Regions from separate parts of the Mus musculus genome. Here region 1 is linked to region 2. The links are chromatin loops, found by intact Hi-C in ENCODE. Cell type or tissue: heart. All regions are shown on one strand. Links, peaks and the distances in the headings refer to the core of each region. The heading gives the core; the rest is flanking DNA. Region 1 holds the start of Bhlhe41 (basic helix-loop-helix family, member e41). Region 2 holds the start of Rassf8 (Ras association (RalGDS/AF-6) domain family (N-terminal) member 8).

The links. A loop is a pair of places that touch in the nucleus more often than their neighbours do. Peaks named below come from ENCODE experiments on the same cell type or tissue, not always from the same donor. Only the 100,000 strongest peaks of a DNase experiment are listed, where the experiment ranks them.
Region 1: a loop joins it to region 2, with 3.0 times the contacts of the local background. A loop is called at or near these places in 2 of 42 quality-filtered maps.

What each region holds. Positions count from the first base shown.
Region 1 is chr6:145,856,891-145,872,207 of GRCm38, forward strand. It overlaps Bhlhe41 (basic helix-loop-helix family, member e41), which reads right to left and starts at 8,530. Exons shown (of 5, transcript NM_024469.2): 1 at 8,316-8,530; 2 at 8,107-8,170; 3 at 7,686-7,793; 4 at 7,241-7,352; 5 at 1,353-6,848. The coding sequence starts at 8,377. The coding sequence ends at 5,962. RefSeq lists an enhancer at 1-156. In heart, for the core only: CTCF peaks have their summits at 3,727 and 7,171; DNase peaks (open chromatin) are centred at 6,841, 8,731, 9,511, 9,851 and 4 weaker places; H3K4me3 peaks cover 5,507 bases; H3K27ac peaks cover 5,511 bases; H3K27me3 peaks cover 365 bases.
Region 2 is chr6:145,740,432-145,755,748 of GRCm38, forward strand. Rassf8 (Ras association (RalGDS/AF-6) domain family (N-terminal) member 8) reads left to right here and starts at 6,356. Exons shown (of 5, transcript NM_027760.3): 1 at 6,356-6,535. Gm15704 (a long non-coding RNA gene) reads right to left here and starts at 7,943. Exons shown (of 4, transcript XR_869590.3): 1 at 6,597-7,943; 2 at 5,389-5,603; 3 at 5,018-5,206; 4 at 696-802. In heart, for the core only: CTCF peaks have their summits at 6,335, 8,016 (motif pointing right) and 10,234; DNase peaks (open chromatin) are centred at 5,870 and 6,290; H3K4me3 peaks cover 3,594 bases; H3K27ac peaks cover 3,724 bases.

The DNA of each region.
Region 1 (15,317 bases), core at 2,741-10,740, 110 kb after region 2:
CCAGCTCCAGGGGATCCAGTGCCCTTTTCTGGCCCTCTGGGGGCACTGCGTACACGCGCGCATACACACACACACACACACACACACACACACACAGCGAGAAAACAAAAAGTCAAGTCTTTCTTATCTTTCCCACGGGCTCAAATCCTTTCCCCAGTTCTAAATTGTTTAGTTCCGGATCCCTTTAGTCAGAAAGCTCTTTAGCAGAGTGAGGGCCGCAGGGGCAGAGGGGGACAAACAGGAGCCAGATCATGTGTAAATTCGAAAACCCTCAGGCGCACATTTCTGGGTGCCTCCAAAGTGAGGGGGCAAGAGAATGGAGGACTGTTAAGGACTTCAGAACTGATTTCTTAAGAGTTCCATCTCATGGGTTGGTTTTTTTTTTTTTTTTTTTTTTTTTTTTGAAAAAGTAGTCCTTAGAATGCCTGTCTTCTCTTCTGTCACTGAGTGAGAACTGGTCACCTTCACAGAAGAGACAGAAGTCACCATGGGGTATGCTTGTTTGTGCTGTGTCTGCTTGGAACACATGCCCACAGGAGGCAGGGCAGACCGGACGGTGAGGTGCAGTCTCCCTTCTCTACCACAATATCATTACACAACAATACAACTGCATCTCCCATTGCAGTGGGAAGGGTCAGGACCGCTCCAGTCTAGGGTCCATTCCCACAGGAGATGGCAAGGCTAAGAGCCAGCAGGGCAGTCAAAGGTCTCAAGAGACAAGAGAAATTAGGAAATCCTCGCTCTGACCTCAAGTTTAATATTACTCATGAAACTGAAAGCGTAGCTTGAGACAGGCTGGTCCAGAAGTCTTTTCATGAACTCTTATCCACTCTGCAAAACCCCAGCTACTCCTCGAAGCCTGCCCCACTCACACAGAGGTCAGCAAACGCTGCTGACCAGAGAGTCTGAGCATCTCACAGGCCACTGCAGTCACCTCTTATGTCACGTCACTGTGTCATTTTAGTATCATTCTATAACCCCTATGACACTGAGGTCCCAAGGTTTAATATTTCATAATCCCGCACTTTCCACAGCCTCTTCTGTAAAAGCAAAATATATGCATGGTCACCTTCACATACTGGCTTGAACCTATAGGCTCAAAAGGAAAAAGATTATGTGCAGTGGATCTGAAGCTCCTTCATAGAGCCTCTGCCATGGGTGTGTCTGAATACACGAGTGCAACCCACCCAGACAGCTTCCAGAATGTTCTTGCTGGACCTGTACCCATCAGGTAGGTGTTACAACCCAGAAAAAGGGTCCAGGATCACCCATGAATGGAAATGCTCCACCAGTCTTTAACACTAACACCCTGGTCTCACTGACCTGAAAGAAAGAAGCAACCAGCCAATGTCTTAGTTCAAGAGAATGTTATTCTTACTGCTATCCTCCGAAACCATTAGCACCCGGCTTTTATTTTTACATAATAATGGAAAGCACTTGTAGATATCAAATAATCTGATGGGGAACTCTGCTGAGAATCTAGAAGTTTTAGAAAATAGAGATAGCTTGTGGAAGAAACCATCCCTGAGAATGTAAGCATACATGATTTGCTTACAGCAGGGCCTTTGGGGCCTCTGTCTGAACCTATTTTCTCCCATTTTAGACACGTGTGAAAATGGGTGTGGTTCTGTCCGTGCCCACAGTAAACAGGCACCAAACCAGGTATGTGTTGGAGGCCTCTCTCTGACCACTGAGAAGTGACAGTTAGCAGACTGGCTAGGGAAAGGCTGAAACCCTGAAAAAACAGATGTAGCCAGGTGTGGTGGCGCCTCTCATCTCAACACTCAGGAGAGAGAGAGGCATGTGGTCGATAGAGGAGTTCCAGGCCAGCCAGCGCTTCATTGTGAAACCGACTCAGTATAAATCATCTGACACAACTGCTCCGGATGGGCCGGCCCAAGTGCAAACACTGCACACACAAAAACACATCGTGTTACATTGATGCTCCCATCCCTAGATCGTTAGAAACATTGCATATGCATAGGGTAGCTCCTAGAACATCCCACAGGATAGATACAATAAACTTTAGTGTGCGTTCCACTATTTTTTTCCAAAGAAAAGAAAAGAAAAATAATACATTAACTTAGAAGCGTCTGCTGTTTACGGGAGTGTCTCAAGACTCAGAGTTTTAAAATACCAACTCTTTTTAAAGTACAGTTTTGTATTTGTTTAGAGTTTGTTCCAATCGTACCAGAAATATGATTTTAAGGCAGACACGGAACTCTGAGACTAGCACATTTGCAGTGCAATCCCCCGTCCCTAGAAAATGAGATTTTTCTCTCAATTCTCCACCAAATTCACTCATGAAAAGCTGGCACTTGAGGTAGGAGTGAGCATATTATAAATCTATTTAGAACTTGCTTAAATTAACAAGAGAATAGTTGGTAGAGGGACTTAATATATTGGAATAAAGGGTCAACAGATGAAGAAAAGAGTTTTTAGTAAGAGATGTGCTTGCTGAGACAAAAAAAAAATGCCTCTTTCACATGAGGAGGCTTATATCTTCACATAAGGAGTCTTAAATCACTCTGCTCATCCTGAAATAAAAAGCCTTTAAGGTCTGCTTGTCCAGCCCTGTCTTCCCAAGGTCTCAAGCAGTCACCTCCTATGGAGAGGACAAACACTTGACTGACCAGTGACAGAAAAGGACCAGGCTAAGGTCACCAGGCTATGGTCACCAGGCTAAGGTCACTCACCACAGGCTAGGAATCGCAAATCTCTTGGTCTCTTAAGCCAGTAACAGCGTGAAGTCAAAGGACTTCCACAACCATGGGACTAGAATGCCAGGTAGAGTTTCACAGCTGTGGTTTCCAACACCTTGAAAATGTAAATTTTAGCTGGTTAGTAAGAACATTTATAAATTCAACACAAAGTTCCCTAAGTCTATCGATGCAAAATTAATGAATACTAACTGCATTATTGAATAAAGATTCGTAGTTGTTAAGTTGGAAGATCACATGATGTACTAAGTTCAGCTGATGTTTCAAATCTTCTACCTCCTTAGTGGGTTCTGACTCAGCTGTTAATTCATTAAAATCAACCACTGACTCAAATAATAGCTTCCAGAGGCTGAGGGCCCAGGCCAGTGGTAGCACTCTGGCCCAGATTGTCCAAAGTCCTGAGTACCATCCCTAGAAACACACGAGATCACATGAGATGTAATACGGAAACTACTATTTTTATTTTCTGCCCTAACTTCGTAATTTTATCATGTTACTATTTATAACTTCAGACTGAATAAGCAACCTATAAACCTGGCCAAAGTAAAAAAGAAAGCTTCTATTACATGTTACAAAACCATGCAAATGTCAACTGTTGCATCTTCTTTTCAGTCGTGACAATAATGGCAACAAGATGTAGCTCACAATACTTAAAATGCTGTTTTTTTATGTAATTTTAAATTTAGGGCAAGCCATCTTTCTCGTGACTGACATTATCAAGGCTCTACAGAGCCTCTAGCTGACAGCATTAGCTGAATTTTGTTTCCTTTGCCCCCGTGGTTGGTTTGTTCAGTTTCAGGAGCTTTAGCCCATCAAAACCAGCATCCTTGGCCCAGAAAGCTGAAGTCCTCAAGTAGAGGGAGATGCTGGGCCTAGTCATGCTCTGGCCAGTGCCTCTGTGACCTTGCCTGACTTTCTTCCCTTACAGAGTTCAGGGGACTGACCTAGCAGATGTATGAGCTGTGGCTTCCGGTTTACCATGCCTTGTCACAGTCAGCTTGTCACAGTCAGCAGAGGGAGTGCTTCCCTTACAGTTTCTTAGAAACTGTCACTCATACACCTTAAGTCAGGGGTTCAACACCACTACCCAAAGAAAGTGGACAGCCCTTTGTCTCCAAGCACAGGTATGATCTTAAGCTTGAGAAAAGCCTAAAATTGTTTCCTGAACTCCAAGGCAAACTCCCAATACCAGGGCTACTTTGTAAAAGTTAAGAAGGCAAAATATTTGCATGAATGAAACATCTCTCCCCCTAGTGTGTTTCAGACCTGGGCAGAAGAGAAACAGCAGACCACACAAGAGAGGGTATCTGGGGTCACAGACCCAAACCAGGTAAATCATAAAAAAACATTAGCAAACTGGGTCTACAATGAACGACCTTCCAGCGAGTGCTAGACTATTCCTTCTGTGGTTTTCATTAAGATAGACTGGGAGAAGTGGGGACCCAAGGCCCAAACCAGGAGTCTCCCTGGAGAAACCAGTGATTAAATATATTAAAACCAAAACCAAACGGAAAGCGTCCAAGTACGCAGATGAGCTCAGGTCCTTGTACACAGCAGTCTCTGAAAACTCATTGGGTACCCAGTATCGTTTAATTATTAGACCATCGCATATCATATATAAACATTTTATTCCTTAGTAAGAACTTTTAAATCACAAAATAGTGTGGCAATATTTAGGTAATATGGAGTGCTGAAAATACTAGAATATAAAGATAGTTTCTAGCTTATCTTTACATACTAAACTTGTCTAAACCAGCTGGTTTTTCTTGCAGATAATATTTTTATTTGTTTAATAATTTAAGACAGCGTAAGCTTGCACCAAGCAGTAAAAGCATGTAACCAAAGTGCAAACATTTCACCAAGTCCGCCCCAAAAGATATTTTAACTAAAAATATCATTAGCAGGTATCTTCTCCCTACAAAAATAGCATGTCAGACATCATTAATTGGGAGTATCAACAGCTATGTACATACAGCCGCCTTGGTAGGCTAAGAAGTTTTAACGTTGTTTAAACACAGCGTTTGAGGCAAACAGTAGCAACAGCAGCAGCAAACGACCCGAACACTCACAGCCCCAGGTAACTTTCTTCACTATTGTGTCTCACCCCTTATGTAACATTCAAGTGAGATTTCTCAGTGCTACCTTGGCAACAAACTAAAAATATCTAGACAAGGTCTTGGTTTATGCCTGATTTTGAAAAACTTTCTTCTGGTATCTGGTTTTGGTCTCCCGAAAAATACATACAGCCTTGAGAGGCCTGGCAAGGCCTTCTCTATGTTCACAGCACTTCCCATCACAAGGGACTGCAAGCCCCTCTCTCCACTTCTGTCATCTAAGAATTCAACAATCAATCTGTTTGGACTTTTCTTTTCCCAGCCCAGAGCACTTTAACATCCATGTCCTTCTCCAAAAAAAAAAAAAAAAAAAAAAAAAAAAAAAAAAAAAAAGTAATGTTACAAAAATTTGGGACCATGATGGATAAAATAATGAGGGATCAGAAACACAAATATATAACCTATGACATATATGTGTGAGCTGAGACATGAAACAAAGGGTTTGAGGTCAATTTGTCAATAAAGTGCGAGCAAAGGCGCCAAGGCTCCAACCTCCCTCTTCCAGCTCCCACCACAGTGCCTCAAGATGGCCCAACTCTCAATTTCTCCCAACAGGTGCAAGGTATAGACACACTCCAGCCACCTCATAACCGGGCAACAAGCATTCTCACTTCTTTGAAAATAGGTACCTTCCAAAAAAGATGAACAATACAAAATACTGCCATGTAAAAGTAACTCTCAGAGACTCTCAGGTAATGGACCACCTCCTAAGGGGACAGTTGGGAGACACATCTACTGTTCCAGGCTTGGGTCGAGCCCTGGTACCAGGCACTCTTAAGTCATTCCACATGGCTCTCCCACCCAACAGACTCCTGAACCAGAGTCTGTATTTGGAAAGAGTGAACGAGAACTAAAGGTAAGGAGAGTAATAGAAGATAACCATTTATCAGGGAGGCTCCTTGACAGCAGGGACGGGGGAGGGGGTGTGAAAGGGTACTGGGTGGGGTGGCAAAAGGGTGAGACGGACAAAACAGGAACTCCAAACATACACAAAACACCTGTTTTTGTCCTAAGCCTGTCGAGCATCGCTTACTCTTCCTCCCTGGCACGCTTTAGAGGACGTTTGAACTTGGAAACCCGGCGACTCCTCGGGAGCCCCCTGCCCTGTTCTGGAAGGAATGCTGGGTTCAGGGGGCGTCCTTGGCCGGCTGCGTGGCATCTTCCTGAGAGCTCTCCGGGTTCACAGCGCGCGGCAGGTGGGTGCGGCTATGCGCGTGCTGGGGGCGCAGCGGCCCCGGGGGCGCCACCTCGTGCGCCAGGAACGGGGCACCGGCGGTCGCGCCGGCCTTCTCCGGGGGTGGCGACAGCACGGACGACAAGCAAGGGAAAGCGGCGGCAGCAGCAGCGGCGGCCGCTGCTGGGATGCCGGGATACAGCAGCGGGAAGGGCGCGGCCGCCGCGGGGTACAGATACTTGTCCAGGCCGCTCTTGTCTAGCCAGGGCTGTACGTAGGCGGCGGCGGACGGCGACAGCAGATAGAAGGGCAGGCAGAAGGGCGCGGCAGCGGGCTGCGCGAAGGGCGCGCCCCCGCCAAGCGCCACGAGCGAGCCGAGCAGCGCGGGCTCCGGGCCCAGGAGCGCGCCGCGCGCCTCCAGCTTCGGCCTCTTGGGCGCAGGCGACGAGTCCCCGGGTGGCTCCTGCTTGACGGCCGCGCGGCCCTGCTCCGCCTCGCCTCCGTAGCCGCTGTCGGTGTCCGTGTCGTGTTCCGGCTCCGTGCCGGGCTGAGTCCGCTGGATGACCGGCACGCAGCGGGCGACGCGCTCGGGACCCGAGGCGGCCGCAGCCCCCGCGCTGCAGGGCGCGCGCCCAGAGCCCCTGCCGGAGGGCACCTGTGGCGTCAGGAGCTGGGTGGCCACGGCATGCAGGTGGCTGACGAGCTGTGCGCAGCGCGGCTCCCTGGGTGTCCAGCTCTCAAAGCGCGCGAGGTATTGCAAGACTTCTTTGGCGCAGGTTTGAAACCCCGAGTGGAACGCATCCAAGTCGGCCTGGACCGGCGATTTCAGAGAGCGCTCCCCTAGGGTGCACGGGGGAGGGAGGCGAGAAGAAAAACCGCGGCGTTAAGACATCTGCTCATCACGTGGGCCCTGCGCTGCCTACAGTGAGCTCGGCTTTTCCTGGGCATTCCAGCGATATAATCCGCAGACTGCCGAGAGAGGAGGGGGTGGCGCGGTGAGGCGCTCTCTTCCTGGCTGAAAAACCCAACTGAAGAGGTGCAGCCGCCACTTTAAATAAAAACGGGGCTCCTCCAGCTCTGCGGGAAGCCTTTGGGATGCTCTGGGTACTTGCCACCAAAGGGAAAGAGGCGACGTTCACCAGGAGAGGACGCAGCGGGGGAGTCCTAGCGTTGCGCCCCCAGCGTTACCCCCTTTTGTATCAGGGCAGGCTGGCTTCCTCAGACCCACTTACCATTCTGTAAAGCAATTATCTTCTGATGCTGCTGCTCAGTTAAGGCTGTTAGCGCTTTCAAGTGCTTTAAAGTTAATTCCAAGACTACTGCTTTCTCCAAATGCCCCAGTGTCTGCAGTGGTGCGACAAAGGGGGACAGGGGTTACTTTAAAACACGCATTTTTATTTCCACGCAGCCCAGCAACTTAAGACAGGCACACACACACACACACACACACACACACACCACTGGGAAGGAAGCGCTGCTCAGCTCCCCACAGTCAGGTCGTCAATGATCTCTGCCATTAGCCCGGAGCCCCTGTTCTGAGTCTCTGGGAAACTCTTAGTTACAGCACAAGTTAGAAGGCAGGCCTCTTAATATTTACATTTATTATCCTATCTCTGGGAATTTTATCAGGTAAATACACCCCGGAGTCCATCAGGAGAATGAAAATGTGCATCTTACTGTCAATTTCAGATGTTCGGGCAGTAAATCTTTCAGCTGAGCAATGCATTCATTAATTCGGTCTCGTCTCTTCTTTTCTATTAATCTGTGCGGTAACTTGTAGGTATCCTTCATACACGAGCCAGAGAAAAGATACAGCAGTGAGCTAAACATTCATTCACTTACTGGATAGAACCCTCCCACCCCAACCCCCAAACACACTATGTAATGAACTAATGCCCAGAACTCTCTCCTCTAGACTTCTAAAATGCAATTTAAATTCAGGTGCGGTGTTGAATATCCCCCGGAGTATCCAGCAAGCCACTTAAAATTCACAGTTAGGAAAGCTCAGGGCTGGAATATATTTGCGGGCAGAGTTTCCTTGCGAAATCAATGGCCCTAATTAACTATCCAGGCAGGTTATGGGAAACTTAAGACTTACCTTGGTATCGTCTCGCTTCAAGCTCCTTTTGGGTTTACACATATACAAAGAGGAATAGTCCAGTCTGCAAAAACAGAAATCAGCATCAGGCCCCCATTCCGGGAGGGGCTCTGCCCTCACCCGCTCCATATCACTTTGTGCAGGGGATTAAAAAAAAAAAAGCCAAACCGACGCCTAGACAGATATTCGCAACGGTGCGTACACCTTACCCTATAAAATCCCTATGTTCCAGTAACTGTCTCTCTTGCAAATGAGGGATTCCTTCGTCCATGTTCAATGGCTGTCCGTTTCGATTTGGAGGTTTCTGTCCTGTAATCTGTGGGACGGTCGCCTGGAGAGATTTTGGGGGGATGTGTGCGTCTCCAGGCTGTCTCGCTCTCCCTCTTCAGTGCAGTATTGAAAGTGTGAAGCAGTTGGCCGCCCCTCCGCCCCGTGCTCGCTCGCTCGCCCTCTCGCACACCCGCGCGCGCACACCCGCGCGCACACACGCACTGCGCTGGTAGTTTGCTCTCACTCCGGGCAGTGTTTGGCCACAGGGCACGCGCGTCGCCGGCCAGACCAGCACCCAGCTCACGTGCGGAACGTACCATCCGCGGTCCAGCCCGGAGGGGGGCGGGGAGGAGGGGCCGGGAGGGGGCGGGGACACCTGATTGGGGCCACCTGGAAGGAGCGGCCACCCGGCGAGCCGTTCGTCTTCCCCGAGGCGCTGCAGGGCGCGGGGGCGGGGCGGGACGAGGGGCTCCCCCGGCTCGTCCAGCATCTCGGTGCAGAACCGAGGACGTGGCCTTTGGCTTTCCCACCAATTGCTGTTGGTTTGGGCCAGAGAAAGAACGCGAATTCGTGGTGGCTAAACTTGAGCGGGGAAGGAAAATTCGGAGATTTTGCTCATTGTTTACTGGCCAGGGGTGAAAGAAGGGTCGGGTAGAAAGACACCCTTTAGGTCAGGCTGGAGACCTACCCTGAAAAGGGGGTGACTTGCAATTTGCTTCCCGGATTTAAGATCAGTGAAAATGTAGACACTGATTCAGAATGTCGCATACCAAGTGGTTCTGGCAACAGTGTCCCCGGGCCACCTAAACTTCCCGCAGCAGCCGGAATTGCGGTGACACTAATCACACAGAGGCAGATGACGTTTGGGGCCTCGGGTGCTCCCGGGGGAGAGCAGGGAGGGGGAAGGGTGGCACAGGGCAGGAGGCACGCAAGGACTGTTGCGGGAAAGCCACGCAGTCCGGGTCCTGCCCGCCCCAGCCTGCGAGACACTGTGCTGCCTCCCGTCTCCCTCGTGCGATAAGCCACGCCGAGAGTGTGGCGAGCCCACGTTTACTACTGGCACCTCCGCGGCCTCCCTCCTTAATCCTGTCTCCAGCGGGTACCAGCACAGGGCCGGCAACGTGATGCGACCTGCGGCGGCTGCCACATCAGCGCGCAGGGATGCCGTGCGCGCGCCCCGTGTCCTCGGGAGCTCGGTCCACACAGCTGGGGACAGCCGTCCCCAGGTGCTCAGTGTCCCCACAACTCAAGCTAAATAAGAATCTGAATTCCATCCCCGTGGGCAGGGAGACCCCAGGTTGCTCCTACACTAATTTCTCAGAATTGACAATCACGTTCACTCTCGGACATTCGCTATCGCCAGCGGCACGAGAACCGAGAAGGAACCTGGGCCCCAAATGCACGCGCACTGGAGCGCAGCAGGGCCAGGGCAGCGGCGCTTGGGTTCCGGGGACGGATCTGGGTCGCGGGCCAGGGCGGCTGGAGCGGGTCACGTGCCGGGAGCCTCCTCCCCGCCTAGCCGCGCGGCGCTGGAGCCCAAGTCCTGGGCGGAGCTGCCGGGATGAGTTCCTTTCCAGCACCCTCCCTGGTTCCTCGAGTAGGACGACAGGGCTTGTTTTGCAGCAGGCGATTAATTAATGATAACAGTGAAAGTGATTTTTTTTAAATGCAGATTTGGATTTTTATTCTAAGCCCTTACTCCCTCTCTTGTCTCTAAGTGGTTATCTTTCTGATTCTGAGGCAAGTTAGAGCTCTCAACAGTTTATTAGTACAGTAAAGCATCCTGGCTTCCTCCAGTTCTTAACTGGCCAGGTTAGGTAGCAGCAGGCTAAGGTGAATAAAATAAAAAATAGCAGCAATAACAGCCCTCTGTCTACTGGATTTCTGAAAGTTCGTGGTCTCCAAACATACTTTAGGGTCAATCCCCCTTTTAAAATTATGGGATAGGAATATATAAGCCTGGGTCACTGCATCTTGGCCTTGTCAGTATACAGAGGGTCTCGGGCCAACATCTGGTCAGAGGAACTCCTGGGCTAACTGGGGCCAGCTTTTAACTGAAGCCAAATGGGGATGGTGGGGAGTTGAGGGGGAACCATGAGGCTCAAGGGGAGGGCCAGAGGTGAACTTATAAACTCAGCACTCTGAAAAGGCTCTGGATGTAGCCCTTCAGCCTTCCCTCATAACATTTTCTCCTCCCTGGCACCCCTGCCCCCTCACCCCCCTCCACCTGTCTTACCGAAACTATTAATTCTATAGTCAGCATTTCTGTAATCTCTTATACTTCTGATTCCAGCTCAAGGTGTAAATTGCTCTTTTGCCCATTTTATCTTTATTTTTATATACACTGCGGGTGGGTTTTTTAAATTATTATTTTAAAGATGGGGGTCTCACTGTGTAGCCTTGGCAGGGCCTGCGACTCCCTGTGTAGACAAAGCTGGCCTTGAACTCAAGATACTGGCCTGCCTCAGCTTCCAGAGTGCTGTAATTAAATGTGTATGTTATCATACTTGGCTATTGCTCACATAGCGGCTTTAATGGCCAGCTACTGCCACCACAAGCCTTGTTTCTTTCTCCTGCCTTCCTTTCTCTTGGGCTCACCTTTGGGTTTTTCTTTACCTCTTCCCCCGCACACACACCCCCGTTTCTTCCTGCTAAATGCTGCGCCTAATCATTCTTCCGATGACACTTCCTGCCTATCCTCTGCCTTAAACTTGAGTCTCTTGCCATTTCTGCACCATACTCTTGCCTGTGGGGACTAGTTATCCTTTGATGCCACCAAATGCCCCTTGTCAGCATTAAAGTTGTAGCAATAGCTAACAGCCACACAGTTAGGATTAGAGTACCAGGTTCCATCCTGAGGGCTTCTCAAGTATGACTTCACTAATGCTTCCAATGACCTTATAGTGTTCTAATGCTATTATTGGTGCCTCTGCAAATGAAGAGGATGTGTCCTCGGAGGAGATATGGAATGTGTCAGAGGTCCCACGATCAGCCAGACAGTGTGCTCTGGAGTCTGTGCGCTCTGCTCATTCATGTGAAGTCTAAGTGCACACGAGCCGAGTCACAGACGTTTCTCCGTTTACCAGTCTGAGAGTGTGTGTAGGGGTACACAAGAGATGGGGGAAGAAGAGAGAGAAAGTGGGACCTTAGGGTTGGAGAGATGGTTCAGTGGTTTAACAGCACTGACAAACTTCTCAGAGGACTGGGGTTTGATTCCTAGCACCCTGATATAAAACCTTATAACCACTTCTAACTTCCATTTCCAGGGGAGTCCAACACTCTCTTCTGGCCTCCTCGGGCACCAGGCATGCATACACATAGTGCATAGACACACAGGCAGGCAAAACATTTACACACACAAAACAAATGCAAATAGGTTTTAATTTAATTACATATATATATTTAAGCATGGGAGCTGATGGCAGACACAGGAAAGCATGACAAAAGAGAGTGGTTTTTGGACAAGCCAGTGAGATGTACGGTAGGCAGTTAGCCCTGAGTTGATCTGAGGCTCAGTTACCTACCCATTTAGCTTTTGTGACGCCATATAGGCGCGCCAGTGCTAGTTCAACAGTGCAAAGGTAAGGGTGATCACCTTCATTATCTACCGAGCAAACCAAGCCAAGGCTGACATGAAACAGGTTAGACATGGGAGAGGGTCACCTGTGGGGAATCTAGAACTGGCAAAGGTACACCTGTCAGACGAGGAACAGAACCCAGACTGCCTTCTTTGGATGTCTCGACATTGAGTCTTACCTAATACCCCCTGAAGCCAATAACACACAAAGTGAGCTCAAAGCCCCCTCTTGTTTATAACTCAATCATTGGTGAGTGCCTGCTTTCAATTAAAGGTGGCCAGCCTCAGTCGTTCAGAGACAGTTTCATCAGTAGGTGATGGCTGGAGTCATTGTTATCTTTGCTGCCTCCTTGGCTGCCTCTGTATCTTCCTCCTCCCCTCCCCATGTGTACATGGTACCTGTGGTATGTCTCTGTTTGTCTCTCTCTGCTGTGTGTGCCCTACCCAGGTGCAGGGTCCACATTAAGACTCCCTCCATTGCGCCCTACTTTTTCATTGATGGCTCTCATTGAATCTGGAGCTCACCGTTTTGAGCAAGACAGGATGGTCGCTGAGCTCTGTACTCCTCCCTCTGGAGTTACAGGTTTGTGTGCACATGCCTCCTGGGCAATTGGGATCTGAATTCAGGTCCTTGTGCCCAGGCGTGTTTTAACCACTGAGCCATCTCCTCGGCCCTGTGCCTTTTAATTTTTAAGTCACTCCCTGTAGGGCGTGAGGTAGAACAAAGCACTTAGCCACATGTCCTCACTATTTTAAGCCCTAAACTACAAGCACCCACTGTGTGGCTTTAGAAGATTTTATGCCTTGTTTTCCACAGAAATCCTCCCCAGAGGACTGTGCTTCCGTTGGGATCAGAAGGTTCCTGCCTTGTCTGACTGTTCTTCAGGACAGGTGATTGTGGCTATTTCTGGATCCCAGATATGATTCAAATCAAGGGAGCCTTTCTGATGGCCTGAAGGACTGTGCTCTGCCCAGGGTGTGTGCCCTGACCTGAGGGACTGATATCTGCCCAGGGTGTGTGCCTCGACCTGAGAGGCTAAGAAAGAAACCCACTAGGTGGGCCGATGCTTTTCCTTTGAGATGCTGGGGAGGGAAGTGAGGGCCTGACAGGCAGGCATCCACCCTCTGCCCGCCATGTTCCAGCCCTGGATGCACCTCTCACTCACCTGTTTTGGTGACTTACCAAGTGTAGTTTATCCCTATTCTACAGGACTCCATGCTAGAAGCGAGTAGCTTATGAAGCAGAATCTACAAAACAGTTAAGAATGCTTTGCATTGGTGTTCTCATCAAAGCCTTGGCAATGTGGGCATGTGCGGGCATGTGTGCCCGTGTGCGCCCGTGTGTGTGTGTGTGTGTGTGTGTGTGTGTGTGTGTGTGTGTGCATACACACACGCGTGCCTCTGTATAGGAGTTCCTTTTTCCCTGGTAGGGAAGGGTTAATCTCACAAGTCCTCTGAAGAAAGAAAGATACCTCCAAGAAGACTCTGAGAACAGAGGGAAAGTGTCACCTCACCTCTCAGAGTCTAAATATGACTTTAAAATACCGATGATGTTATCTGCTGGGGGGGACGACTAGATTTTAGGTTCTAGGACAGAAGGCTGGTTTTCCCAGTTGCATATTCAGTGCATTAGCCCAACAGTGCTCACCCGCCCCCTTTTAATTTGTAAGGGGACCCAAGTCTCTCCATAGACTGCCAATGAATGTGTCTTTGTGGCTGTAAGGTGATTTAACAAATCACCTTTTATATTTAGGTAACTCTTTACAGGGAGTTGATACATTCACTGGTTTGTGCACCACCGGGGAGATAATTGTAAAGCAGTGACTGTAATACAATGTGGTAATGTTATACTCTCTATATGATATTACATATATCATAGCTATACAGATAGAATAGTGAATAGCACATTGTATATGGTATTACATTTATCATAACTACATCTATAGATTTGTCTCCAGACATATTTCTGGAGCCCTGGGTGGCCTCAGATTCCTGCAAGGCTCCTGCTTCAACCTCCACAGCACCAGGATTACAGATGTGCTGCATCACTTCTGTCTGGGAGGAGGACGGTGCGAGCATAAGAGGTGAACAGTTCTTCGGCTGTGACCATTTCTGTTCATATAATTTCCCCAGGTACTCAGGCTATCCCAATTTTTGTACTTTCTTAAAATTCTGGGCTTCTTTCCTTGTAGAAGTTGAGTAATAGAGAGGTAAGGTAGACCTAAGGCAATGGGGCAGGGAGGCCTCTAGCACTTTGGTTCCTAGTCTGCAGGCCTCTCTTCATGTTTGTGCCTTTCAAACTGGTTGAGACTGACCCGTAGTGAGACCTAAAAATAGAGAGAGGCAGGCCAACCGCCTGCAGGGCGCCACACAGAGTGACTACAACCCTTTCTCTGGGTTCAGCAGGCCTGCTTGGACAGTAGAACACTGAAGGTGTTTCCTTCATTGCTGCTTTGCTGCAGGAGTTCTCGGGGGAAACATCTTAGAGCAGAGGTTCTTAGCCTGTGGGTTGTGACCCCCTTGTGGGCCAAATGCCCCTCTCCCTGGGGTTGCACACCAGCTATGCTACATATCAGATATTCACATCAGATATAGTCCATGGTAGCAACAAAAGCACGGTTGTGATGCAGCAAGGAAACGGATTTTATGGCTGAGGGTCAGCATGAAGAATTGTATGAAAGGGCTGCAGCATTAGGATGCATGAGAACCAGCATCTAAGAGAGAAGCCTGTTAGTTCCATGAAGCCTCCTCAGAACGCTCTGAGCAGCCACACTCTCCCCCACTCTGCGCTTTCTCAAGTCTCTGAGTTAGTCGCCAGGCAGAAGCAGGCAGCGTAGAGGTGTCTGTCTCAGAGCACGTGACTACAGAAGCAGTAGAGGAACTCCAGAGAGAATCAACCTCTATTACATTTAGAACAAGTGCTTTACATTTGACTCAACAGCCGATGTTTAGATTCAGTGTCTCACGCTGTAGTACAGCTTGGCCTGGAGTTCGGTGCTGTAGCCCAGACGGGTGGCAATCCTCCTGCCTCAGGGCCTCTAAGTACTGGGATTACAAGGGTGAGCCACCAGGTCTGGCCTCAACAGTTAATGTAGGCTACCAAAAATTATTTAGTTCTGATACTAATATAATGTCTGCTCATTTATAAGCAAATGGATACAAAGATTTGTATGTGTTTGCTGTATGTGTTACATTTGTTAAGAACGGAATTTGAACTAGAATATCATTGCCTGCCTTTTTAAAAGAAATGACGTCTACATTGGTCACACAGAAGTCGGGAAGTAGTCCAGATACAACTCGCAGCAGCTGTTGTGGCCTCTGCATCACAGGCGCCCGCATCATGGCCACACCCTCTTTCAAGATC
Region 2 (15,317 bases), core at 4,908-12,907:
CTCTGAACAAAATGACTAAACCTTTGAATTAATCAAATTAATACAGAAAAAAACATTATTTTCTTTTCAAAGCAGGAAGAACATATAGGAAGGCAAAAATTTACAACTGGCTCCCCAGCTAGAGTGCTGACCTAACATGCCTTAAACACTGGGTTTGAGCCTCAGCACCATATCAAATCAAATATTACACATGCCTGTGTCCCCCACACTTAGGAGGCAGGGTCTGAAGGACCCTCTTTAGTATTTAGCAACACAACTGAAGCTACATGAAGCCATACAGAGCATTATTAACACTGCTCCAGATTTCAAAGCTTTCCATAATTTATCAAGCTTAATGTCCTTCTAAATCAAAACCAGGAACTTTTAAGCTACCATCCATCTTCCCAGACTCCTCAGCTTCACCTCAAGCATTTACAGAGCATAAGACCTTGCCCCCTTTTGCCAGCCTGTTGAACACTACTCAGCTCTTCAGTTATGTCCTCTGGGAATCCCTTTCCACCTTCCCCTTTCCAGATAACAATCCAACTTTCTTTAAACTGTCTGTACTTCTTATGCCCCTAATGCCAACACATTGTAATTAGCTGTTGTATCTGTTGGAAGCTTGGCTAATAATAAGAGACCTGATAGTTCTCTCTCACATACACCCAGAGATAAGTAGTTTGGGGTTCTTAGATCAGCTCTTCTTTTCATCCTTCTGTTGTCTTCTTTAGCAGGACTTTGAGACTCTATGGTGCCACAAGACTGTCGGGTAGCCACAGCTATCACATCCATGCTTCGGGCTGTAACAAAGCCTGAGGCACACCTATTAAAGAAGGGTATAAAAATGAAAACATTTCAGCTAAGCACATGTGGAGAGCTCTTGGGGCCACTTTTATATACTTGGCAAGAATTTGACATTGAGCTAGGACAAAGAAGTAAGCTCAGGCAAGAATTTGACTTTGGGCTAGGACAAGGAAGTAGGCTCAAGATCTTGATCATCTTGATAAATCCCTGGGTACCACAGGACTTTGTTTATTGCCTTGTTTGTTCCTTGACCTAGAACTGCATGTACTTAGAATGTTATAAAAGCAGACTGGAAAAAAAAATAAACCCACTTCAGCCTAAGCCCTGGCTGGAGTCATGTTATAGTGTTGTCTAATTGTCTTTTTCTTTTCAATCCTTACTCCTTCCCTTGAGACCTGGTTGGTTGACTGACTGACCTGGCTTGGTTAAGCACAAAACCAGGTTTTGGTTGTCAAGATAGAAAGTAAAAAAGGAGAATGAAATGGACAGCCACCAGCATCTGCCTCACTTTCCTTAAAAATTGTTTTAAAGATTTTATTTTTAATTATGTGTATATATGTGTGAGCCTGTGCACATGGGTGCAATGTCATGGAGGACAGAAGAGGGCAGAAGATCTTGCAGATCTGTAGTTAAGACTTCGAAGTCCACCAATGTTGGTGCTGGGAACAGAATTTGGGCTCACTGCAAGAGTAATATACTCTCTTAACTGCTGAGCTCCCAATCTTCAGTTCCCAAGTCTCTTTTTAAAGTGTGTTTCCTTAGATGGCATATGAGTTCGTGAAAGCTTGCCATTATATAGTGTTCATTTTGTAATCTCGGTACCATGACTTATTTAATTGCTAATTGAAAGAATGTATATCTCACATGTTAGGGGAAGAGCAAAGAAAGGAGCAGAGGGAAGAGATGTTACTAGTTACTTGGTTTAAATCACCATTTACTCATTTGTTACTGGTTGAGCTCCCAGTCTGAGTGAAGCATGGGATGATGGAAGAACACACCAGGATCCTGGCTTTAAGATGGAGCTAGGCTCAGGATGGCAGGGGACCCTGGGGTTCCTTAGGCAAACGATTGAGGGATATGAATGAACCATGATCTGAGGTTGGAAAGTTGGAAGTTTACTCTGCCTTGGAGTAAAAGTTGAGGGAAAGGAGGAAAGAAACCTGTAAGTTACACTCAGTTAGGTAACTGACTCCTGACAGTGCTACATACAATTTCATAAGTTACATTCAAATACATAACTGATTCCTGACAGTGCTACATACACGTTTCACTTCTCAAATGCTACCTAGAGTCCCTCACAAAGGGATTTCCTAGGGCTTTGCCTGTAGTGGATTCTGACCCACTGATACCCCTGTTTGGGTGTATGAATACGACTGCCAGTTTAGAATGGGTTCACAACTGTGTCACCTCGATGACTGTCTTGGTTAACTGCCAATTTGACATAGCTTAGTGTTATCTGGGGGGGGGGGGGGGACGACTAGATTGAGGAATTGCCTAGATCAGATTGGACTGTGTGCATATCTGTGATGACATTGTGCTGATTGTTAATTGATATAGGAAGGCTCAGTCTACTGTGGGTGGCACCACTCTCTTGGCAGGTGGTCCTGTACTGTATCAGAAAGCCTGTAAATGAGCCAGCAAGCAGCATTCCTCTATGGTGCCTGCGTTCAATTTCACACTAAAGTTCCTCCCTTGACTTCCCTCAGTGATAGACTGTGACTTGGAAGTGTAAGTCAAATAAGCCCATTTCTCCCCTATGTTCCTTTTGGTCAGAGTAGTTTATCATATCAACAGAGAAGTAATGTGTGGACAAGTGACTTCCTAGAACCCTGTCTTACAGGTTGGTGTTTTCTGGTGGGCTAATTTGGGAAATGCTGTTTAGGCTTGTACCATGTAAACTTGGCAAAATGACTCCACTAGCCACAGTTCCCAGGGCTTTCTCAAGAGAGATGAACATTCTCTAAGAACTGGGTATAAGTCTCCTGCTCCAGCCTTTAGAAGGAAGATAGGAACCATACCCTGTTAAGATTTCTAAGCTTCAGGACCGTAAGATTATACATTCTTCTTGTTTTAAGCCATCAAGTTTGTGACTGTTTCCTATAGTAGCAATAGGAAACTGTCCACAGAGATGGAGGCAGGGCCATTGTTTCAGACTACCAGCCAACAAAAGCTGGAGAGACTGGAGAACTCACTCAGGTAAAGCCAGAACCCTGACTTTGACACAGGAAAGAACTTCAGGACAAGCTAATATAAAGCAGAAATGGAATTTTTTTATTAAAACATATTTTGACATAGATTTTAGACAGGAAGGGGGTGGTCAACAGAGGGGCATCCAGGAAAACAGTGAGGCACACTTGGGACAGCATGGGTGTGGACAGATCAAAGGAGATTTGTAATTCATTGTCTGTACAATAGGATATTGTACAAATCTCTGAAGTTTTCATTGGCAAAGGGCTGCTAAGAAATTTAAAGGAGATGGCAATGAGGTTCCTAAGGTGACCCTGACAGGCTTACATTTAGCCACACACTGGATGTCAGGAATGTAGAAAGTTGAGCTATCTTATGATTGCTGTGAATAAAAGTTGGTAGTTTTGCTCATGAGAGTCCCCAAAAAAGTCTGGGAGAAAAGTGAGGGCCTGTCCAAGGTCATACGGATCCATGCCTGAAGCCTGATTTATTGGCATTTTAACATTTTTACTTGAAAGTGTTGTTGTGTAAGATAAATATGGACCCTGTGTCAACAACATTCACAATATTAATTGTGTCAGAATTATTGATTTTCAGCTATTGTGAAGCTTTACAGACTGCAAACTCTGGGGCTCCTTTGTTAGCCGTGTCCCTTATCCTTCCTTCCTGCCTTCCTTCAGAATGACTGAGTACTTGAAAATGGATCTCCATGGGTAGCCCTCTCTTCTTCCCACTGTTCTTCTCCCTGTTGGCTGCTATTCCCTATCCGCAGTTGCCTATTTTCTGAAGTCTTCCTCTCAAGTTGTTTTCTACAATCAGACTATGTCACAGAGTTTCAAGTGTTCTCTCCGTCTGGCTGGGTGCCTTTCCAGGAATAGAATCAGAAACGGGAAGTATGGGAGGTCTATCAATCCTCCCAAAGGCATTTGGTGGCATCTCAGGAAATCCTAACAGGTACACAATCCTGGCTAAGAAAGCTTAAAGCAGTCTGTATTATACACAGGAGAGGAAAACTGGGGCTAAATGGGGCTGAGGCAGGGAATGGTTCTCTCTGTTTATCTGGAACTGGGAAAAAAATCTGACTTTGTAAGCTATCCCTAAGGCTGTGTTCTAGTGTGGGGATAAGATGCCTCACTGGGTACCTGGATCTTAGGAAAGACTTCTCTACATGGCTACTCATAATACACTAAATTCTATTTACTTCTGGTCACAGGAGCACGGTCGCAGTTAAGTTAACTTGTTAACTTGTTTATAGTTAAAAAAAATAAAAAGAATAGGTCAAGACTGGCAAATTCTGCAAAAGGCACAAACTGGGCATTAAGATTTTCCACTGGCTTTGGCAATCAGGCAGGCGGCTGATCCTGTTCAGTGGTTGAGTAGAGGACTGACAGGGGGAGGAGATGTTAGAGCTAGTCTACCTCAAGGCCAGAAAACCCCTTTGAGAAGATCCTATTAGGGTTACAGGAGGACTCCCCTGAAATCCTATTTCCTTGGATTGTGCCTTTGACTCCCAGAGAAAGCCTTTCACCAAATTCTTCAAATGTTGCTTCCTTGCATTTAAGTCTTAGCTAGCATTCTCTTTTTTGTTTCTACTTACTGGTGAAGGAGCTAGTGAGCTGGGGAGAAACTACAGGTTAAAACCGGAGGAAACAAATGTCTAAACAAGAAAGTCTCTCGAACAGAAGTGAGAAACTGGAAGTCCTTTTTCATATCCTTATTTTGATGATAAGAAGCAAGTGCCTAGGCAATAAAGGGAACATTTTACAACTGGAATGCATTCTAGCCTCTCTCCCACTGTATGCCACACCATCTCTTTCCAAATTAATAACTACTACTGAGCTTCGGGCATGTGTGAGCATTTCTAGCCCAAAGACTGAATTTTGTCCACTTCAGGCACTGCATGACAGAAAAATAGTGAAACAACATATGAATTTGCACTTCCAGGTCAATGTTCCGATGTCCTTTGCTGATTAAAAGCTATTTTTAAAGGTGTGTGGGTGCATTTTTTGAATCTGAGCCCAGTTCTTTCTAAACTTTTGTTACTCACCTCTGATTCATTTGCCTTTTTTCCCCTCGTTGTCTGTTGCCTCTATCATGGCCTGCTGCTCAGGGAGGTGGGGGTGCTGTTGCTGAATCACAGCTACTCAGGAAAAGCAATCCAAACTATGCCTTGGAGAATGCTCGACTTAGACTTCTTTCTCTTTTTTGACAGTCCCATTCTGTAGCCCAGGATGCCCTGGAACCAAAGAATGTAGCCCAGGCTGTTCTTGAATTTCTGGCAAAATTCCTGCCTCTCTCTCTCTCTCTCTCTCTCTCTCTCTCTCTCTCTCTCTCTCTGTGTGTGTGTGTGTGTGTAATAATATATGATTCACTCTTTGAGGTCTGATACTGCTTGTTGCTAGGGTAACATATACTGACCTCGAACTTGTGACAATCCTCTTTCCAGTGATCCCAACTCTTTTAAAACCTTTGTTACATTCGATTCATTCACTTCATTTTTTTTTTTTTTTAATCTCTCCTCACTTGCAACGGTCATCACTGGTTGCTGCGGTGGACATCAATTCACAGTTATTCTACAGGAAAAGCCATTCAAACCAGTCCTTGGAAAGGCTGGGCCGTTTCTCCCTTCTTTCCTGTCAGCAGACGCAGAGCGGTCAGCTGCAAGGTCTCACTGGCCTGGCGACCCCAAGCCTGCGAGCGACTGGAGGAAATGTTTAACCTCAGCCAGGCTCCGGCCCACCGGCCTCAGCGCCTCCCACAAAGCCGCACCGCGCTGTCCCGAACCTTGTCTGCAGGCGGGGCCGCCGCTGTAACCCGAGCTGGTGAGGGGTATAACACTGCTCCTCTCTCCAGCGCCGCGACCAGAAAAGGGGCGGAGCCTCTGGCTCTTGGCCCTCCTCCCTGGCCCTCGGCCCGCCCCCCTCTCAGCCCTGCATCCAGCTCTCTCCAGCTCTGCACCCTGCTCTCCCTTGCCCACCTGCAATCACGGCCCTCGGCCCCGCCTCCTCGGCCCTCCGCCCCTCCCTCCCTGGCCCTTGGCTCCGCCTCCTAGGCCTCCGCTCCGCCCTCCCGGGCCGTTCGCCCTGCCTCTTTGGCCCTCCGCCCCTCCCTCCCTGGCCCTTGGCCCCGCCTCCTCGGCCTCCGCCCCACCCGCCCAGGCCCTCCGCCCCGCCTCCTCGGCCCCCCACCACACTTCCCAGACCTCGTCCTCCCTGCCCCGGCGCGGCCTCCCCGGCTGGCTCGCTCTCGCGGCGGCCCTCATCCCGCCCCTGTGCGGGGCTCCGCGGCCCTATCGGTCCCGCCCTCCTTCCTCCGCCCTTCCTCCTCTGCGCCGCTGCGCACCGCCCTCCCTGCCGGGCCAGGCCGGCGTGCGCCCTCCCCGCGCGTCTCTCTGCCGGCTCAGCCCTCCGCGCGCCGCCCTGCGGCCCGGCCTCCTCAGCCCCGGCCCGCCGCTCGCCCTCCGCCGCCGCCGGCCGCGGCCGTCTCAGCCGCCGCCTCAGCCTGGGCGGGCCGGGCCTCCGCCGAGGGCCGTGCACCGGGACTACGAGGACGGGCTGCGAGCGCAGTAAGTACAACTTTCCCGGCCCGCGCCCCCCGCGGCGCCGCTGTCACCCTCGCGCCCTCACCTCGCCTCCCGAAAGTTGGCCCTGCCCGGGGTCGCCTCCTTCCCGGTGTCCTTGGCGAGCGACTTTAGAGGCCACTTTTGTGGGCGAGGGGAATGCGCGGTCGGCCCTCTCCCTCTCCAGATGGAAATCGGATGCTCGCCTGGAGGGAGAGCTTCCCCTCTGGAAAAGGAAAAGTGGCGGTTGGAAGGCTTCTGCATTTTGTCTGAACCGTAGCCGCCCTGCCTCCCCGGTGGCCAGCCCCTCCGGGGAAGCGAGTCGCCCAGAGGCGGCTTGCAAAGTTGGCTGCGTCCTGCACCCTGGAAACTTGCAGAGGGCAATCATAGGAGGCTCAACTTTAAGGGTCGGGGGCTTGGCGTGCGAGGCCGCTGCGGCCCGGTGGTGGGCGGCGGAGACCAGCTAGGGGCTGGGTTGCTCATTTCAGCATCGCCGAGCTGCCCGGGGTTGCGGAACCACTACTTTCCCAGCATCGAACAGCATCAAGGGCTCAAGCCCTTGGATCCTAGGTAGGGTTTAATCGCAGTCAGTTCTGGTCCTAATCTTTGGAGGCACAGAAGGAAATATGCAGGACACGTTTCCTAGCCTACTCCAGCTTGTCAGGTCAGCTCTGCCAACACATCAAAGCCTTGCGTTAAGGAGAAAAAAAAAAAAAATCCCTCCAACCCGCTGACAGCAGGGACGAACACTTAGATACCTAACTGTAGATTGGTGCTCAGCCATTTTTCATGAGACACGTTTTGTCCCAGGGAAGTATATTAAATATGTGGTGATCTCTGCGTTTCTGCCCAGTTTTGGGATGTGTATGTGTGTGTGTGTGTGTGTGTGTATGTGTATGTGTGTGGGGGTGTAGGTAGTTTTTCTTTCTTCTTTAAAAGTCTTTAATCTGTGGTTGCCAGGGGTTGTGATCGTACCTTGGAGGCACAGAAAACCGGCACCTTTCCTGTTTTGTTTTTTAAACCCAAAAACCTGTTCTTTGCTGGAGGCAATCGGGAATGTCAGCCCACTGCAGGGTGGGGGTGGGGGTGGGGTGCTGATAAACCCAGGAATCAGGGCTCCGGACAACTGCGCTAGCAGTTTGGGAAGTGGTTTGTGCTTTATCCTCTAGTGGTCATGTTAATGGTTCTTGTGATCGTATATATTTCCATGGGGAGCTACCCCTAAACCTCAAAAGTACACACGGCCAATACTCCATTTAAGAAGACTGGACACGCTTTGATGATTCTTCTACTGGAGGATCAGATTCAACACAGTGTAATTTGCAGTGTAGGTAATTAAATCTTTTCTAAAAATCCTCCCAATCAGTCACCCCTCCCTTGAAGAGTCTCAAGATGGTACTTTCCGTACCGGGCTCAATTGGCCATAATGGACTGAGATCTTTGCCATCAAGCCCTGTTTCTGGGCTACAGGAGCTTTGGGGGACAGCAGAGAGCCCCTAGAGGGAGCCAAGTCACGGGGCTGACTGTGCAGATAGGAAAGGTTTTCAGTTAGTGTCAGTGTCCTGGAGAGACTCAGTTCCGAAGGTGCCCATGCCATTCCTGGGGTCACACTACCTGAATTCTGCATTTTTTTTTTTTTTAGAGCTGTTTGGAAATTGTAGATTTAGCATCATACAGGGTTGTTGTGTTGCTTTTCTTTGCATTTTTGTCTTTAGAGTTTTAAAGCTTATGACTTTTAAAATCCTAATCCTCCGTGCTCACTTTTATAGCCTTTGTATTTGGTGGCATATGTTAGTGCTTGACCTGAGTGCCTTGCTTTCTGAGAAATGGTTAATTTCTTAAGAAAAGGTTTCCTGTTTCTTATTGGACTTTCTGTTGTTTCATAGAATTTGGGAGTAAAACTATTGTTTACTGCAGGGTATCATTGCTCTTTTTGTTGGAGTTAATTTTGGCAGTCCGGCTTTGTCCATTTATAAAATGTTGAAGTCCCAGAAAAATTTGCAAGTGTTCAAAACTTGGCCAAGTTCATTCTAGGTGGAGGTGGAATAGGGTTGAGGTGTGGATAGGAAACATTAGAAATTATAAATACAGGATTTGAATTAAAGAGCAATGTATCAACTACTGGCTCTTCTTGGCTGTTACTTTGTTTCAGTCCTAAATATCCTAATGTAGAAGTAGTTCCTAGTGTTCTATAGACTTGGGAGGGATGCCTCCTAGCAGCTAGCCAGACTTGTCAGCATCCAGGGAGCCAAGAATGGTCCCCGTTTCTCTAGCTTTGTGATCTAAATTCACTGCCTTTAAGATGGGGATACTACTGTTATCAGGAAAGCTATGATGGACAGGCACCTCAGGCGTGCCTGGCACATCTTCGTCTACAATGGCAGCATCTCCCATTTCTCCGGAACTTTGTCTGTGCCATCCAGACTTGCAAACTCTTCCTTGCCTTTTCCGAACGCATCTATCCAAACAAAGTGTCTTGCTTACTCTGCACTCTCTTCTGTCCATCAGCTCTCAGAAACAGTTGACCACAAAGTACTGGCTATCTTTCCAGCAAAGTAGCTCTCAAACCTGTTTGATTTTCAGGCTCTGCCATGTTGTCCTTTAGTTCAAGCCACTCTGACCTCTCTTAAGTTTGCCGGTCTCCTTTGCCCCTTCCTGCTTGTTTTCTTGACAATAGCCTGAAAAAGAAAGCCATTTCTTCTTCAGGCCTTCAAGATTCCCAAGAATCCTTGGAGTATGGTATAGAATCCTCAGCAGGCCTTCTTGTGCTGTTTCTTGAGGCCCCAGCCCCTCACCCACATCTCCCAGAATACAGGTCAGTTCCCCAGCAGCCTGGCCTCAGGGCCATTTTCCCAGCTCCTGAGTAATTCCTCATCTTTTGAGGACTAGCTCCAGTATGCTTCCTTATGGAAGTCTTCTCTGTCCACTGTTTTCACATCCGTTAGACCCATCTTACTTCTTCCACAATGACAGTCATTCTTAATCTGTCAAAATTTATAATTATACTGTATTTTATTGTTTTCTCCATCCCTTGTGGGCAGTAGTGCCTGCTTTACTCTCCAGGTCCTAGTGTACGTAGCTGTGCTCAGTAGAGAAAGTGGTGTAGTATCCACTTTTCATGTATACCCTCGTTTGAAACTGCATAGAGCAGTCTGTCTTCAAACTCACAGAGATCTGCCTGCTTCTGCCTACTGAGTGCTGGGATTAAAGCACTCAGGCACCGATCGGCACACCCAGGACATTTATGCTCTGTGATATTTGTGTTTTGTGTCAGAAAAGCCAAACTAGCCCTTCTGTGTTCTAATTTTGTGGATGATCTGGAACAGCCTTTAAGTATCAGGTAAAAACAATGCATTTTTGGTCTGTGGAAAACGCATGCTAATGAGACACTTTTAACTAGTGTTGCTCTTGTGATACTCTATGGTACACATTCTGCTTTCCTAACTACATACAGCATTAAACCAACTGTGTCTTATTAGAACAGGATTACAGAATGGAAATATGAATTCTGCTGTGCCTGATGTTTTGCAGTGTCACGTGGTTGTGGGCCAGACAGATGGTGTGACTGCTCAGTGCCAGATGCCCAAGGAGGTTGGGGAAGCTGCCACAGGCCAAGGAGGGAAGGGTCTAAGGATGCCCAGTGGTGTCCCGCCGAGTGTGATTTTCATCACCAAGTGCCATCTGAGCCAACTCTAGAGAGGAGCAACAGGAGCCACCTAGAGGTGGGGAAGTTCTTTTTCCTTTCTCACTAAAGTCTTTTTTAGCAGAAGTAGGCATGACCTTCCATAGCCAAGCAAGTGTAAAGCAGTGTTGGCTGTTTCTGTAGTGTGGTTGCCCCACATAAAATCCTGACTCAGTGTCTCATGGCTCAGCGATGCCTCTGCTGCTCAAGCTGCAGGTGCTCTCTGTTCTTACAATCTTCAGCATTGTCTCCTGACTTTTTCTTAAGTCAGTGTGTTTCCTTCAGTATCTCCTCCCCCTTGGAGCACATGTGACCCAGCTTCTTTTTTGTTGGTCAGGGAATGCACCAAGGACTTTGGATCTACTGCTGTCTTCCGAAGGGAGTCCTCTGCACACGGCCTCTAGGTCCCCCTCTGTGCTGGGATGGTGAACGAGATTACAGATCCTCTGAGCTCCTGCGGCATGCCCAGCCCCACGCTGGCCCAAGAGGAGGGCATGGTTGACCAGGACATGGTCAGGAAAAGGCTGCTTAGGTCTTCATGCCTTCATTTTATTCAGAGAATCTGGTCCCCTTCTTCGCTCTTCTTCCCACTGAAGATAGAACTGTACCTTCTATAAGGCCTCAGACTTTCCTGAGTGAAAGAATAGGAATGGTTTTAGGAAGGCATCTGGCATGTGACTTGCTTTGTGCAGGATCTCTGGGCCCCAGGACATTTGTATCACCACTGTAGACATTATTGTGGTTGGGTACCCTTGTAATTTTTTGGTCTCTTAGGTGTATATGCCCACTGGCTACCTAGAACTTGGACAGTTGCCTGGAGTGTCTTGGCACCAGTACCATTTATTACCTTTTATTTCCAGCCCAAATGTCAGATGCAGGTTGGTTTTAATTGTTTGTATGTTTTATACATTCAGGTTTTTATCATCAAGTTCAACATAATTAATTTTAGAGCTGTCCGGATTTTATGCATTGTAGCTTACTTTCAGTAAGCATTCAGTTTTTACATATGTATGTATATATATATATATGTATATATATATATATATATATACATACATACATATACATATATGTACATATACACACACATATATATATACACACATGTAGGTTATAACAAGAGGGAAGTTAAAATCACTTTCTTCCATATTTTATTCATGTAGACATATGCATTGTCTTTCTTGATGATTATCACTGGCTTCTGAGTGCTATATCAAATTTATCATTAAGTGTAGTAATTTTATTATTGGAAAATCAGTTAAAGTGAAATGATCTTTTCAAATATAAATATATATTCTATACTCTTACTGGGTAGACATTAGTCAGCAAAGTAAAGTAAGAATTTATTTATTTATTTATTTATTTTGTTTTTTTTCTGAGACAGTGTTTCTCTGTATAGCCCTTGGCTGGCCTGAAACTCACTTTGTAGACCAGGCTGGCTCCGAACTCAGAAATCCGCCTGCCTCTGCTTCCCGAGTGCTGGGATTAAAGGCGTGCACCACCATGCTCGGCTAAGAATTTATTTTTATTTATATAAGAATATAAATAATATTCTTACTATAGTTGAATAGATTTATAATATATGCAGCTCTGTTGTAGAAATACCATTGTGGAATAGGTTAGGCATAGTGTCAGACTCTGAGTTAAAACTCAGCCATTTAGGCAAGAGATTGTATTACTGGATGTATTAGGGTCTGTTTTGTATTTTAGCTTCCTTATTTTGATGTGTGTGGTGACTTTTCTTACATGTATTTACTTATTTTAAATATTACTATTGACTGCTTTGTGTAAATGTGTGAATCGCACATGTGGAGATGAGAGGACATTTGTGCGAGTCCTCGTTCTCCTCCTCAGTAGGTCCACAGACTTGGTAGTGAGCTGGGCTGGCTGAGCTGTCTTGCCAGCCTTATACTTTACTCAGATAAAACTGCAGTGAAGTAAGCTGTGCGTGCGTGACTACAGTTTTACAGGCTTTGGTTCAGGTATGTGAAGTCCTTGTCACCGCCAGCACACAGCCTATCCATCGTCCTCCTCCCCACGTGTCTCTCTGATAGTGCATCCTCTTCCCAGCCTCCCCTCCTTCAAACTCCCCTCTGCTCTCTGTCCGGTAGAAGCCTGCCTTTTCTAGGATGTGAACTGAGTGGGATCCTTGCTGTGCTGTCTTACTCATGTTGGTATTTATTTTTCTCACTCGTGTTGGTATTTGAAGCAGTGGGGCCGGGGGCGGGGGTAGCAAGGTAGTAGAGTGCTTCTGGCCTTTATATACAAGAGCCTGACTTAGTCTCCAGCATTGTAGAAGCAGGATGATTAGAAATTCAAGGTCATCTTCCCTTGCTTTTGAGTTCCAAGGCAGCCTGGGACACCAAGGGCAGTTCTTAAAAACAAACAAAAAAACATTCCATATGCATGCCTGCTGTTCAAATGTATCTCAACTTGCTAATCTGCTGATAGACTTCTGGGCTATTGCCTTTGCTTGTGAGCTTAGCTTTTAAAGAAAATGCCAAAATGTTTTCTGAGCACACTCTACCATTTTACATTTGTTTTGCTTCTTTGCAGTGTTTGCCTGGCCTTAAACTGGCCTTCTTGCCTCCCTCCACCTCCAGAGTTGGGGGAAGGGGCTGGGGGAGGGTGTTTGTAAGCAAGTGTGCACCACCATTGCACCTTCTCTGCTGTATGTAACACACTCCTGCCTTGCTGCTGCACTTGGTATAATCAGTCTCTTTTTAGAAAGCGTTTGGGTGTCCATTGGTGCATTTCATTGACACATGTCTAATGATTGATGTTGAACATCTCTAAATTCACTTTTATTTGATTTTATTTGTATCGATGTTTTGCTGGCTCGTGTGTCTGTGCAGCATACACATGCCTGGTGTCCTCTGAGGCCAGAAGAGGGTGTTGGGTCCTCTGAGACTGGAGTTACAGATGGTTTCGAGACACCATACGGGTGCTGGGAATTGAACCCTGCTCTTTTGTGAGAGTAGAAAGTATTCTTAACTGCTGAGCCATCTCTCTAGCCCTGTTCATATTCTTTCTGGGTTTTAAGATCGAATTTTGAGAGGTTTTGTGTATTGGGGTGCAGTCACTCATCAAATAGATTTTCTGCCAAAGTGTCTCAGTCCAAGGCCTGCCGTTGACTGTGTGGGGACTTTCTACGAGTTTTACATTTCCATGAAATCTAACCTATGAGGTTTTTTTCTTTTTTTTTCCTTATATTGGTGGTACTTCTATAATGTGGTACTCAAGACTTACTTGTTAACCTAAACTCATAACTGTATGTCCCTATGTTTTCTTCTAAAAGTGTTATAGCACCAGGTTTTAGATTTACACCCATGATCTGTCTTGAGTTAATTTTTATACAACTGTGCATTATGAGTCCAGGCTTATTTTCTACATATAGAAATTCAGTTGTTCTCACATTGTTTATTAGAGTGCTTTTGTCTGATAAATTCTCCCTTGCCCCATCTCTGAAGTCAGTTGTCTGTTAGTCAGTGGCTATTCTTAGCTGAATGGAAGCTGAATCCCGTTCTTGATTATATGTTTGGGGCATGTTTAATAACACTTTTGGTCTCTTTACTGTGACCATATGGAAACCTTTCCTTCTCAAAGCTTCTTTTATGTTGTATTTGATTTGACTTAGGATGCGGTTCAGCAGTGAGATGCTGTTGTTACAATGATGCAGTCACAGCAGGTCACAGATCTGTTATTGCTTGTCAGTCAGAGTCTGCAACCTCTGTCTTCCATCCTAAATCCATGCCTTTCTTTTCTTTTTTCTTTTTTTCTAGCTTTATCTTTCCTTTCCTCTGTTGTATTTTACTGAGCTCAAGGCAGATGCTAGAGAAAGTGTGCACTTCAGTTGGAATCCCAGGGCAGGGTAAGGAGATGGCTCGGCTGTTAAGAGGCTCCACGCCAAGACCTGTGAAGGCGTTGTCAGCCCAAATGGGGCCAACTTTTGGCAACATTCACAGTCTGACCTGTCTTTGTCTTAAAATAGCTCTTAGCTGGCACTGTGCTGCCCACCTGTAGTCCAGAGGCAGGTGGATCTCTGTGAGTTTGAGGCCAGCCCATCTACCTGGCACGTTTCAGACCAGCCAGGACTACACTTGATTGAGTCCTGTTCTTAACAAACAAGCTTCAACACATTCTTCCTAGTTGCCGTCCTCCCCGCATTTGTTCGCTTATCTAAACAAACCACACACCTTCCATGTTGGAGATATAGCAGAGAAAATGCAGAGAGTACCTGTTGCTGTGGACTAGTGGGGGAGGTGGGTGGTCAAGGAGGGAGTCTTTCTACATGTTTCTGAGTGTTTTAGCCTCTTCTCTTTGTAGGCAGTAGGTTGCCCGTGGGCTCTCTGAGCTCCTCTCAAGATGCCTCGTCATGAGCCTTTCTCTTTGCGTTTGCATTCCTGAGAAGTACAGAACTTACCCAGTTCTGAAGTTTAACCCAAGAGGGACAACCTCTGCTCTACATTGCTTTTGCTCTGACATTGAAACATGGCTGTCCTTCCTCATCTGCTCCTCCAGAGCTCCAGATCCCGCCTGCCCAGCCACATGGCCGGCCTTCAGGATGCACGTGGCCACTTCTTCCTTAGTTCCTACCCGGGCCCATGGCATACTGGGCCTCATGTTCCTGCTTCCTTGTCTCTGCCACCCCGCTCTGACTACCTTATGCACAGCATAAGGGTCCTTCTCCTTTCCCCACAGCCCAAATTTGTCGTCTCTCACACAGACCGTGACCATTCACCTGATGTCACCCTGCACGCATTGCTGACTGGAGAAAGCCCTGCTCCGTGGGTGCCTGCAGGGTTAACTCAAACTCTGGGATGTACACAGGACTTATTCTTTATAAGCCAGCGTATTTAATGTTACCTCTCCGCCAGTAACACTGGTGTACTTTGTAGAGAGCACAGCTTCATATGACTGGTGCCAGGTGAAGTGCAGCACTGTCCCCTTGCTTGTCACACAGCTGAGGACAGGCAGTGCACTGAGCCTGACAGATAAAGAAAGCAAAGCGGGCAGCTCCTCACCAGCTGGCCCCGGTGGTCAAAACGGTCAGGGATCATTTCTATAGGTTGTCACCTAGGACCTACCTGTCTCTGGTCTTGCTCT